2 separate regions of the Homo sapiens genome follow, and region 1 is linked to region 2. A link is a loop called in an ENCODE intact Hi-C map of the cell type or tissue named here. Cell type or tissue: IMR-90. All regions are shown on one strand. Each heading gives the region's core, and the rest is flanking DNA. Links, peaks and the distances in the headings are about the cores only. Region 1 holds the start of HECW1-IT1 (HECW1 intronic transcript 1). Region 2 holds the start of LOC124901619 (a long non-coding RNA gene).

The links. A loop is a pair of places that touch in the nucleus more often than their neighbours do. Peaks named below come from ENCODE experiments on the same cell type or tissue, not always from the same donor. Only the 100,000 strongest peaks of a DNase experiment are listed, where the experiment ranks them.
Region 1: a loop joins it to region 2, with 2.7 times the contacts of the local background. A loop is called at or near these places in 4 of 110 quality-filtered maps.

What each region holds. Positions count from the first base shown.
Region 1 is chr7:43,116,170-43,121,545 of GRCh38, reverse strand. The region is part of intron 2 of HECW1 (HECT, C2 and WW domain containing E3 ubiquitin protein ligase 1); the gene reads right to left. It overlaps HECW1-IT1 (HECW1 intronic transcript 1), which reads right to left and starts at 3,650. Exons shown (of 7, transcript NR_135295.1): 1 at 2,971-3,650; 2 at 2,351-2,599. RefSeq lists an enhancer at 2,064-3,263. In IMR-90, for the core only: no CTCF peak of the experiment used is centred there; a DNase peak (open chromatin) is centred at 1,965; H3K27ac peaks cover 496 bases; H3K27me3 peaks cover 140 bases.
Region 2 is chr7:43,247,662-43,253,037 of GRCh38, reverse strand. All of the region lies in intron 3 of HECW1 (HECT, C2 and WW domain containing E3 ubiquitin protein ligase 1), which reads right to left. It overlaps LOC124901619 (a long non-coding RNA gene), which reads left to right and starts at 3,740. Exons shown (of 2, transcript XR_007060295.1): 1 at 3,740-3,855. In IMR-90, for the core only: no CTCF peak of the experiment used is centred there; DNase peaks (open chromatin) are centred at 3,377, 3,767 and 4,007; H3K4me3 peaks cover 948 bases; H3K27ac peaks cover 1,545 bases.

The sequences.
Region 1 (5,376 bases), core at 60-5,059, 130 kb after region 2:
TATGTTTACATATCACTGTATGTTTACACAACTACGGAAAAGCACAGAGCATGTTGGGAGAAATGGGAAAATGATTTGCTTGGCTGCCACAGAGGGTCAAAAGAGTGCATGGGGATATGAGCTGGCCAAGGCCTACAGCCCGACGATGCCAGCCTAGGGAATTGTGCGTACTTTGGCCACTCCTGAGAGCTTTGAACACAGGACTGACAGGCTCACATTCAAGATGACAAAGTCAGTGTGGCCCAGAGGAAGCAAAGAACAGTTTTTATCAAGTCCTGGCAGCAACAATAACAACAACTAAGTGATTCAACTCAACAATAATTGAGTTGCCGGGTCTACTTGCTGGGTGCTGAGGAAGCAAAGACAAGCTCAAGCTAGCCACTCTCTTTAACTGTTAGAGAACACCAGCCAGGAGAAAAACACGGAAGTTCAGGACCAACAAAATGTCCAGGCAGGAAGGAAGAACCCCAGCCACCTCCTTGTAGGGGAGGGAAAAATAGTGCATGGAAAAGGGAAGATATATGCTCAGAGGATCCTGAGACCTGAAAATATCATCTAAACTCTAATCCAGCAGCTTTTAGGGGGGTTTTATCTGCCCAGGCGTGGTGGCTCACACCTGTAATCCCAGCACTTTGGGATTACAGATCACTCAGATTTGCAGATCACTCGAGGCCAGGAGTTCCAGACCAGCCTGGCCAACATGGTGAAAACCCATCTCTGCACAAAATACAAAAATCAGCCGGGTGTGGTGGTGTGCACCTGTAGTCCCAGCTACTCAGGAGGCTGAGGCAGAAAAATCACTTGAGCCTGGGAGGCGGAGGTTGTAGTGAGCCAAGATCATGCCACTGCACTCAAGCCTCGGTTACAGAGTGAAACCCTGTCTCAAAAAATAAAACAAATAAATAAATAAATAGAGGGGATTTATCCAATATAATGTGGACATAGAGAAAGTTCTGAGGTTGGATTTCAGTTAAGGAAAGCACCTGTTACATCATTCGGTCAGTCAGCAAACATTCAGTGTGGTGTCTAATATGTTCCAGACACTTTTCCAGGCACTGGGTAAACAAATAGGTTCCTGCTCTAATGGAGATTACAAGTTAGAAGGGGAGACAGAGAATAGCACATAAGCAGAAACTATGTAACAAATTGCGTGGTGCTAAGTGGTATGAAGAAAAAGCAAGCAAACAAGCAGATGGAAGAGAGCACATTGTGTGTGGTCAGAATAAGCCTTTCTGAGGGTGTGATATCTGATAAAGGGGGTCAGGATGCAGGTGGCTGGGGGACCGTCCCTCCAGGTCAAGGGAACAGTATTTGTACCTGGCACGTTCTAGGAAGAGCAAGGACAACTGGGGACTCGGAGAGTGGCAAGGCAAGCCCTGTAGGCAAAGTAAGGAGTTTGGGTTTCATCCTGAACAGGGCTATGGTCAAAGAAGTAACACAATGTCCACTCCAGGAGGACAAGGACTTGTGACTGTTTTGCACTGTGATCCTGCTACATCCCAGCACCTAAACCAATGCCTGGCACACAGCAGATGTCTAGGCAGTATTTGTTGAATGAATGAATGAATGAGAAGACTTCCACTTTTAAAGGCTCGTTTGGGCTGCTGTATAGGGAACAGACTGCAGATGGGCAAGGACTACAGAAAACCAGTTAGGAAAGCTTACTAGCGCTTAGACGGGGATGGCTGTGCTGGATGGAGAGGGAGAGAGAAGGGACAGAGATTTATTGAAAGCTGGATCTGGGTGAGAAAAAAGTCAGAGGGACTCACAGGTATTTGACCTGAACAACTGAAAGGACAGAGTTGTCCCTGAGAGAGATGGAGGACACCAGAAGAGAAGCACGTTTAGGGAGCAAAAATCGGGGGTTGTATTTTGCACATGTTAATTTTAAGCTAACGTGCCATTCAAAGGGAGATGCTGGGCGGTTGCATTTTCAAGTCTGGAGTTCTGGGAATGAGTCAGGGCTGACGAAATAAACTTGGAATCATGAGCATGAAGACAGTGTTGAGAGAAGGAATTTAAGTAAGAAGGGAAGAAGTCTGAGAGCCAAGGCCTGGGGAATCCCCGTACCCGCATTTAAAGGTCAAAATTCAGTTGAGATCAATCGGGATAAAAACTCAGGGGCCATCCAAAGAGCCTGAGAGAGAAGAGCCAGAGAGGCTGCGGGAACACCAGGAGAATCTGGTGTCCTGGAAGAAGCCAGGTGCTTAAGAAAAGAGTGGTCCCCCACAGCCCCATGGGAAATGCTGCTCAGATCAGCAAAGCTGTGCCCTTGTACTTCACCAGGTAGAGATCATTGGTGACCCTAATGACAACAGGGAGGGGAGTGACAGGAACGAGTGACTGATACCTGATCGAGGTGCTCTCAAGACAGGCAAAAGGTGAGAGGTGGCAGAAACACAAAAGTAGCTTCAAATAAGATGGTGATCTTCTGGTCTCAGGCTGCATGGTGGGTGTGTGTCATATTTTGCTTCATATATTTCATATATGTTCAATGTGCTGTTTGTCAAAATCAAATATGTCACAATAAAATATGTCTTTAGAGGCTGAGATGGAGGGAGTGAAGAAGGCCAGTGGGACAACCTTTTTGAAGCATATTCTTTAAAAAGAAACAGAAAATCCATCATGGGGGATGTGGAGTCAGGGAGCGGTTTTATAAATGTCATACATCACAGTACCATTTGTATGCCAATTATTTCCTTATCATCATCCTCTTTATATGCAGGTCCTATGCCCGGTCATGTAGAGGGGACACCAAGGACAATGCTGGGGGTAGGCAGGGGGAAATAAAGCTGGCAACAATCCTCAAAACGATTTTTTTTTCCAATTTCAAAAAGCTCATTTCTACAAAAATAATTTATATTCAAAATAGAGGGAAAACGTCATTAAGTAGTTTTAAGTTTTGATGGCACAAGGAATTATGAATAACGGTAAAGAAAAAAAGAAGTCCTTTTGAGGATAAAAACTTACTGACTGCGTCCTGTGGTTTCTTCAGCTCATCTGTGTGTTACAGGAAAGAGGATGAGGAATCACTTGCTGATTGATTTCATCAGCTCTGGTACTGACGGCACTGATGGCAAGGTCTTATATGTTTAATTTTATTCTCCCCATCTTTTCCCCCCTTAACCTAGATCTCTGAATTTTAACAATGTGTAGGGCTGAGATTTATGTTTCTCCAACTGCTCTGACTTGAACCCCCAAAGCAAAAGCAAAAGCAGGGAACATCCATGCACGTTAAATGGATGTCAATTTCAGGACAAAATGATTGAATTACAATCCCTGGCCATGGATGTGAATTTTGATCTTTTTTTTTTCTTTCACACACATGATATTTCCCTGACATCTGTGCAATACAAATATATCTAGAAAGTGTGAAATGGAAAATCTGCTTCACTAAATATATAAAAGGGACCCCGAATGAAGTCTCCATGATGGCATTTGTCATCATGGGCACAGATGGCGTCCTTTCCCAACTCTTCCCCCGCCCCCCTGGTACCGGCTTAAGTTCCATCCACCAAATTCTCCCTGCATATCACATGCATAGATGCCTGATAACACCAGGAGAGCCTGTCTGTATGCCACATCCTTATTTTTCAGGCCTCCATATGCATCAAGCTTCAGACCAATAAATCAGGAAAAGTATCAGTTCTGAACAAATAATGCAAACAGTGTATACCACTTGTTGCTATGGGAATCCAGATGACCTAGGAGCTTAGTGATCTTTGTCATATGTTGCCAGTAAGTAATTGCATTATTATCATTCTCCTTTCAGTGCCCATGTCACAGAACAGTACAACTACTTACCAATACCCACACATCCAAACACTGTGGGATGGGATACATAAAATTGCTAATATGCTGCTTTGCTTCCTAAAATATTTAAAGAGGCTTTAAGACACCTAAATGCATGGCATTGAGGTTCCAAATGGTGGTCAGAAAGTCTGTGAGAAAAAGACGTAAACGATAAACAATATCGTTAAAAGATTCGACCTGCTTCTATATCTCATTGTGTCTTAACTTGGAAAAGCAATGGTAATGAATAAACCTCAGAAAGTAGAAAAGATTGAGCTGAGTAAGGAGGTTGTGAAGCTCTGACTCCTGCCTTTGGTGGGGCGGGTGGGGGGTGGCAGTGTACTACTGGCATATGGCTTATGTATGTGGGGGATGTTATAGGAAGTTGAGTGGAGCTAAAGAAGTGGAAAAAAAGAGCAAAATGAGGAACCAGAGAGAAACTGAAAGGGGAATTTGTTGGATGAATTGCAGGGAACACTTTGACCATAAGAGTTATTCAGCTGTGAAACATACTCAGTGGTGAGAATAAAAATGCTTGGAACCTTGGCTATTAAACCCCCAAATTCTAAACACTTTGTACATTTTGGAGATTGCATACTTTTTCCACCACTGCATTCCTCACTGGGAACAAGAAATGCCACAAATCTTTCCCCTTAATATAGTAAATTTAGTTTTACAAATAAGAAAGGATTATAGAAATGTATAAAGAATAGTTTTAACAGAAGGCTCAAAGTAGTTATCAGATAACCACAGGCTGCACCATGTAGCCTTAATTATTTCTTCTCTACATATTGCCAAATTAAATTATTTCTAATCTTTTTCTCCTTTCAACTTGCTCAACTGAATAAACCAACAAAAATAATCACAGAATGGTGATGTTAGAAGTGACCTTTGGGATTACTTGATTCAACTTTCTACTCTTAAAGAAGAAGAAACTAACCCTCAAAGAGGAAAAGTGACCTGAAGAAAACCCCACAGAGCATTTCATACTGTTTTCTCTAAAAGTCCGTGAACATCAAATGTGCCAACGGCTGTTTTACAGAGAGGACATGTGGGTATTGCAACTTCCTGGTTTCCTAATGTAGCTTGTCCTGTTTTTTAGGATGGAAAAGGAAGCAGGTAAATGGGAGAGAAGCAGGTGTCTTGATGTCTGTAAGTCACACCTGTTAGTCTAGAAACCTGCCATTGGGAGACTCAGTCAAGCTTGGCTGGCCCAGGAAGGATGGTTGTCTCTGGTCTAACTGTAGGTCATTTCAGAAGCACTTACAGTGGTTCAATGTTGCTTGAGCAAATAATGAGTAGACATTCCCTAGACGTGTCCATCATCCTAGCAAGCTCTGGTTGATAGAACCAGGACTTAGAGAGAAAGTGGGCAGAAGGGTGCTCACGTCTTCTGTTTAAGTGTGGATTAGAGGTTAAAGTGCTTGGGCCATGTTTCCTTCTAAGGCCAGAGCAAGACAGAACAGAGCAGTTATCAGATAAATTTTGTCAAAATGGATAATCCAGATCATTCAAGGAAAAAAATAAATAACCAAAACCTACAGCATTTGAACTCATTCTCTACGTGTTTTTTTGTTTACTGAG
Region 2 (5,376 bases), core at 271-5,270:
GAGCAGACAGACTTGCAAATGACTGGGCTAAATAACTTCTCCAAGGTTACGCAGCTGGAAGCAAAGTTGAACTCTAACCAAGGTTGGCCACTGGACTCCCGTGTCAGCTCTTAACCACTTTTGTCTTGTTCGATTGGTGGTTAACAGTGTATTTAACAACAACTGTCTTTTATTGACTTTAATTAGTTTTTCCACATTCTACATCTACTGTTAAACTACACTGCAAGACTACTTTCCCCCAGTAACCATTTAGGTGTTTTATAATAAATGACTTAGCCCCCAAGGATCTTTTATAGTCTGGCCAACTGCTAGTTATATTTACCTATAGATGGAGAGTGTAACTATCCATGATGAAGGTTACAAAATGCGTGGGTATGACTATGGGAACTCATAACCAATGATCAAATGACATCTGTACATTGGTGAAGGGAGTTTTTAATGAGAGGCTGGGATCAATGGGCCCAGAGGTAGCTGTGAAAGCCTCTGCATGGCTTGGGCCATGGTATAAGCCAGGGTGTTCCCAACTTAAATGTCTGCATGAATTACCTGGAAATCTTATTAAAGTGCAGATATTGATTCAGCATTTCTGGAGTGGGCTCTGGAGTTTACTTTTTGGAGCTCCCAGGTGATGCTAAAGCTGCCAGTTCTTGGGTGTAAGTACACATGGCCCTAAGACAGCTATGAAGAGATCCACTCTCAGCAGAAGAACCACAAGCCCTGGGAGTGAGCATCAGACAACTCCTCACTGACACGGATACTGACTGGGGGCAGAAACCTGGGAAGGATGCTCAGAGGTGAGCTACTGAAAGACCCACGTAGCAGGGGAAGGCATTGCCCAGAGAAAAACCTATTATCTATCATGGAGTAAGGAAGGGTGATGAGTGTAAGTGAAACACTTATATGCTGAGTAGAGGGCTCGCAGGTGTATGGTTCTGATAGTGATGCACATTTGGAAATATTCTGTGTGTTAAGGGAGTGAATTCTAGACCAACATTGGTTGAATCAGCAGAAACAGGAGGAGGATACTGCTGGATGCTGAGATTCTTACAAGTCAAGCCAAGGACCCCGTGGAATGTACCCCCCCAGAGCACTGGGTCCAGCTTGGATGAATGACACTGCCTCTTGCGATTGCTGAATTTCTACACCTACCTGTCAGGTAATAGCATTCTACTCTGAACAGCCACATGGAAATAAATAAACAGTAACTGGAGCAAAATAACATGCGCTTCAGCTAATTCCATTTGGGGAAGAAAGAGTCTGAGAAGGACTTTGTGGGTGGAATTGTATAAGGGAGAAAAGAGGAAATAACCAGAGCATCGGCTGGGTTTTAATTAGGCAGGAGTGTAATGAACCCGTAACTCCAAAAGCATCTTAGCTATTTAGACCTGTGAATATAATAAGTAGAAAGAAACTAGATTTTGTGGCCAGGCATGGTGGCTCACGCCTGTAATCTCAGCACTTTGGGAGGCCAAGGTGGGCGGATCACCTGAGGTCAGGAGTTCGAGACCAGCCTGGCCAACATGGTGAAACCCCATCTCTATTAAAAATACAAAAATTAGCTGGGTGTGTTGGCAGGCACTGGTAATCCCAGCTACTCAGGAGGCTGAGGCTGAGGCTGGAGAATTGCTTGAACCTGGGAGGCGGAAGTTGCAGTGAGCCAAGGCCGCGCTATCGCACTCCAGTCTGGGTGATAGAGTGAGACTCCATCTCAAAAAAATAAAAGAAAAAAAGAAAGAAACTAGATTTTGTGCATCCACATTCAGTCCCCTGTCCCACTAGGCTAGGCAAAAGGAATCTGGGATTGCAGAAGGACAGGGCTCATTCTTCGACAGACAGCTTCTGTGACTTGGCCTGGGACTCTGATAGCTTGGCACCTTCACCACCCCTTGCAGCCCTCAAGGAGAGGCAAACCTCAATAAAATGACTGGGAGAGAAAGCCAGAGGAGGAAGCATCCACAGGGCCCATCCAGTAAGGGGGGTGGGGTCCCTGACACCAGAAGCATTGCTGCCCTGGGAGAAGTAACGAATGATTGTAGGGCCAGCAACAAAATAGGCTAAAACACAGCTGCCTTCAGAGGAGGTGAGCTAAGTAGGAGTTGTGAGGATCTGAAGGTCATATGCCCTCCGGCCTAACAGGGCCCTCCTCACTCAGCTCTGTGGCTAAGCAGAGGGTGGGCCCAGGACTGTAGGAGCTTTTGATTTTTTTCAAGAGAAGCTAAGATTCTGAATTTTTACATAAAATTGCCTGTTTTTATTTAAAAAATCATTAATAAAATCAAACCTAAAAAATCAAAAAGCACCGGCAGCCAAATAAAATAAACTTGCAAGGGAGCATGAGTTGGTGACCTCTGGGCTATTTTTTTACGCAAGTTCAGAGAGACAGCATGGGTTTTTAGATTGTACCCAGAGGCGGAAGTACAAGGCAGGGCAGGTACACACAGGACGTTCCTGGCGCTCTCTTCTCCACCTTCCTTCCCCTGTCCTCTCTTCTTAGCACTTCCTAGGGCTTTACATTGTGTTCTACACTTGTGTGGGTTCTTCATTTTCTGACACTCCTTCTCACAGCTAGAATAAAACCTCCAGGAGGCCAGAGACCTGTTTGCTAACAGCTGTATCTCTCATTTTTTGACTATATCTGGTACACAGTAGGCGCTCAATAAATAGTGGCCCAGTTGAAAAGGAATGACTGGTCCATGCTCCCATCTACAACATCCAAGCCAGGCTGAGTTGGTGTCACAGACCCCTCATTTCAGGGTCTGTCATCGAATTCAGAGTAGTTCATGAGGCTGCTGTGGACCAGAGTGACCCAGCATAATCCCTATCCAGAATTTTAAGACAAATACAATGCTACCAAATCCAGTTTTATTTTGTATTTCTGTGTGTGTGTGTATGTGTGTGTGCGCGTGTGTGTGTGTGTGTTTTGGTTAAAAAAAATCTGCAAGAGAGGAAGAAAAATACACATCCATCCGTGGCGTATATTCAGCTGTGATCATGAAAATACTGAGTTATTGTCTGAAATCGTGTAAAGCAAGAACCTGCATTAAGAAAGCATAGCTAAGCAAACAGGCCCGGGACCCATATCTGCTGACATACCGTGCTATCCTGAGACTGCCGCAGAACATTTGCAAAGCCGTGTTCTCTAAGAATTCTGCACAGTGCAAACAGGCATGAGGGGAAAAAATACTACTAGGGAACTTCTAGTTCTTGCTGAAAAGGAAAATTTTGAGCTCTAAATCTAGCACTACCAAGCAAGAGAGGCATCTGTGGCTGCATATAAAGCTGGTACTCCTTTGCTTGAACAAAATCCCTCAGTATACAGTACTTAAAATAAACAAAGCTCAAAACAGTCAGCTACACACGCATGTTTTTTGGCCACATGCTGCCTGAAGAAAATAGCTATGCAGTGTGCATGCCCTAGTTTAAACCAAGCCTGAATACCGCACAGTCTCATTCCTCTCCCGGTCTCCTTTTCTAGACAGAAATACATTTCCCTTTAATGTACAAGTGAGAAAAAAATATGTTTAAAAGACAGTCCAGGCCCTTGATAAAAGCACTTACTTTGAAAGAACAGGACAGACTACGTATTCAAAACAAGAGCGCCTTCTTAAAGTGCAGGCTCAGAAGTTGTTCAATGGCCAGGACCTTCATTTGTGCTGGCAGCTCTGGTCCTGCTGGGCATGGTTAAGGGCGAGGCTCGCAGCCCGCACGGCGTGGTCCTTCAGGGGTGCTGCGTCAGGCTGACGCTCCGGAACAGTTACTGGGACAGGCTGTGAGCGACTCACCAGGACAGTTTTATTTCTGTGCTGAGCTTGCTGCTTCCTGCTGGGAAAATGTTAGTGGCGGAGTCACACCCAGGTACCGGGCCGCAGCCAAGGCTCCGCAGATGACCCGAGTTCTGATGGAGGTGGGGACGGGCGGCGCCCGGCACCTAGGGGGCAGAGGGCGAGCAATCCCGGAAGAAGACTCACGCTAGGCGATTGGTCTCCTCACGGGAGCTCCTCGACCCTGCCAAGGGCATGACTCAGCTCACCCAGGGCAGTGCTGGACCACACTATTTATCCCCTAAGGTCCAGGAAAGCCGAGTTCAGGCAATGACTGGCGAAGAGCTAGAGGGGAGGCAGGGAGGCCCCTAAGTCACTGGGGTCTAGAGGTTGTGGCCTCACATGCACACAGATTCAGCCCCTTTCTCTTTGGTAGCTGTTGCAATAGAGTGGCCTAGGACTCCGACCCTGAAAACTATGAGGAGGGGGAGGGGAAACAGGAGGAGAACGGGGAGATGGGGGAAGAGGGACAGGAGAAGGAGGAGGAAAAGGAGGAGGAGGAGGAGGAGGAGGAGGAGGAAAAGGAGGAGGAGGAGGAGGAGGAGGGAGAGTAAAGCAGCCGGCCTTACAATGGAGGTTCCAAATCAATAAGTGTAGAGAATTAATGATGTCCTGATTTTCTGTTGGTGTCAGGATGACAAACTGCAGAGTTAGAAGAGAGGCTTCTCATGACTTTGTCAATTTATATCTGCACAACATTATAACCAAAAGCAAGCCGGAGATTAGTGGAAGTTTAGGGAAGCTGGCTGTGGTTCTACACCTCTGTCTCCTGATACGTTCTAGACCCAGGATGTGTCTAGATGAAGGATGTGGTGGGGCGGGGTATGGTGTAGGGAACCTCAGGATCGTTTTCAGTTTGGAAGATTTAAGCAAGAACATAAAAGTTCTGGAGCCACAGATTTTCTTTATTGTGTAGAGTATGGGGTGAAGGAGACTGATGTAACAATGCCCATTCTGTGTCAGGAGAGGGGTGTTGCTGTCAGGAGCCCTGGGGCTCCACCTCAGCCCTGCGATCTCTGGGTGATCTCTGATGACACACAACCTCTCTGGGCTCCTCTCTCTTTCTTCTTCTTTCTCTCCTCTCCTCACCTCTCCTCCTCTCCTTTGTCTTTCTCTTCCCTCCCTCTCTCCATTGTTTTCCCTCCCTCCCTCCCTTCCTTCCTTCCTCTCTCCCTCCCTCCCTTCTTGCTTGCTTTCTTCTTTCTCTCTTTCTTTCCTTCCTTCCTTCTTCCTTCCTTCTTTCCTTTCTCTTTTTCTTTCCTTCCCTCCTTTTTTCTCTCTCTTTTTTCCTCTTTCCCTTCCTCCCTCCTTCCTTCCTTCCTCTCTCCCTCCCTTTCTTGCTTGCTTTCTTCTTTCTTTCCTTCCTTCCTTCTTCCTTCCTTCTTACCTTTCTCTCTCTTTCTTTTCTTTCCTTCCCTCCTTCTTTTCTTTTTTTCTCTCTCTTTTTTCCTCTCTTTCCCTTCCTCCCTCCCTCCTTCCTTCCTTTCTTCCTTCCTTCTTCCCTCCCTCCCTCTCCCCTTCCTTCCTCCCTCCCTCCCTCCCTCTCCCCTTCCTT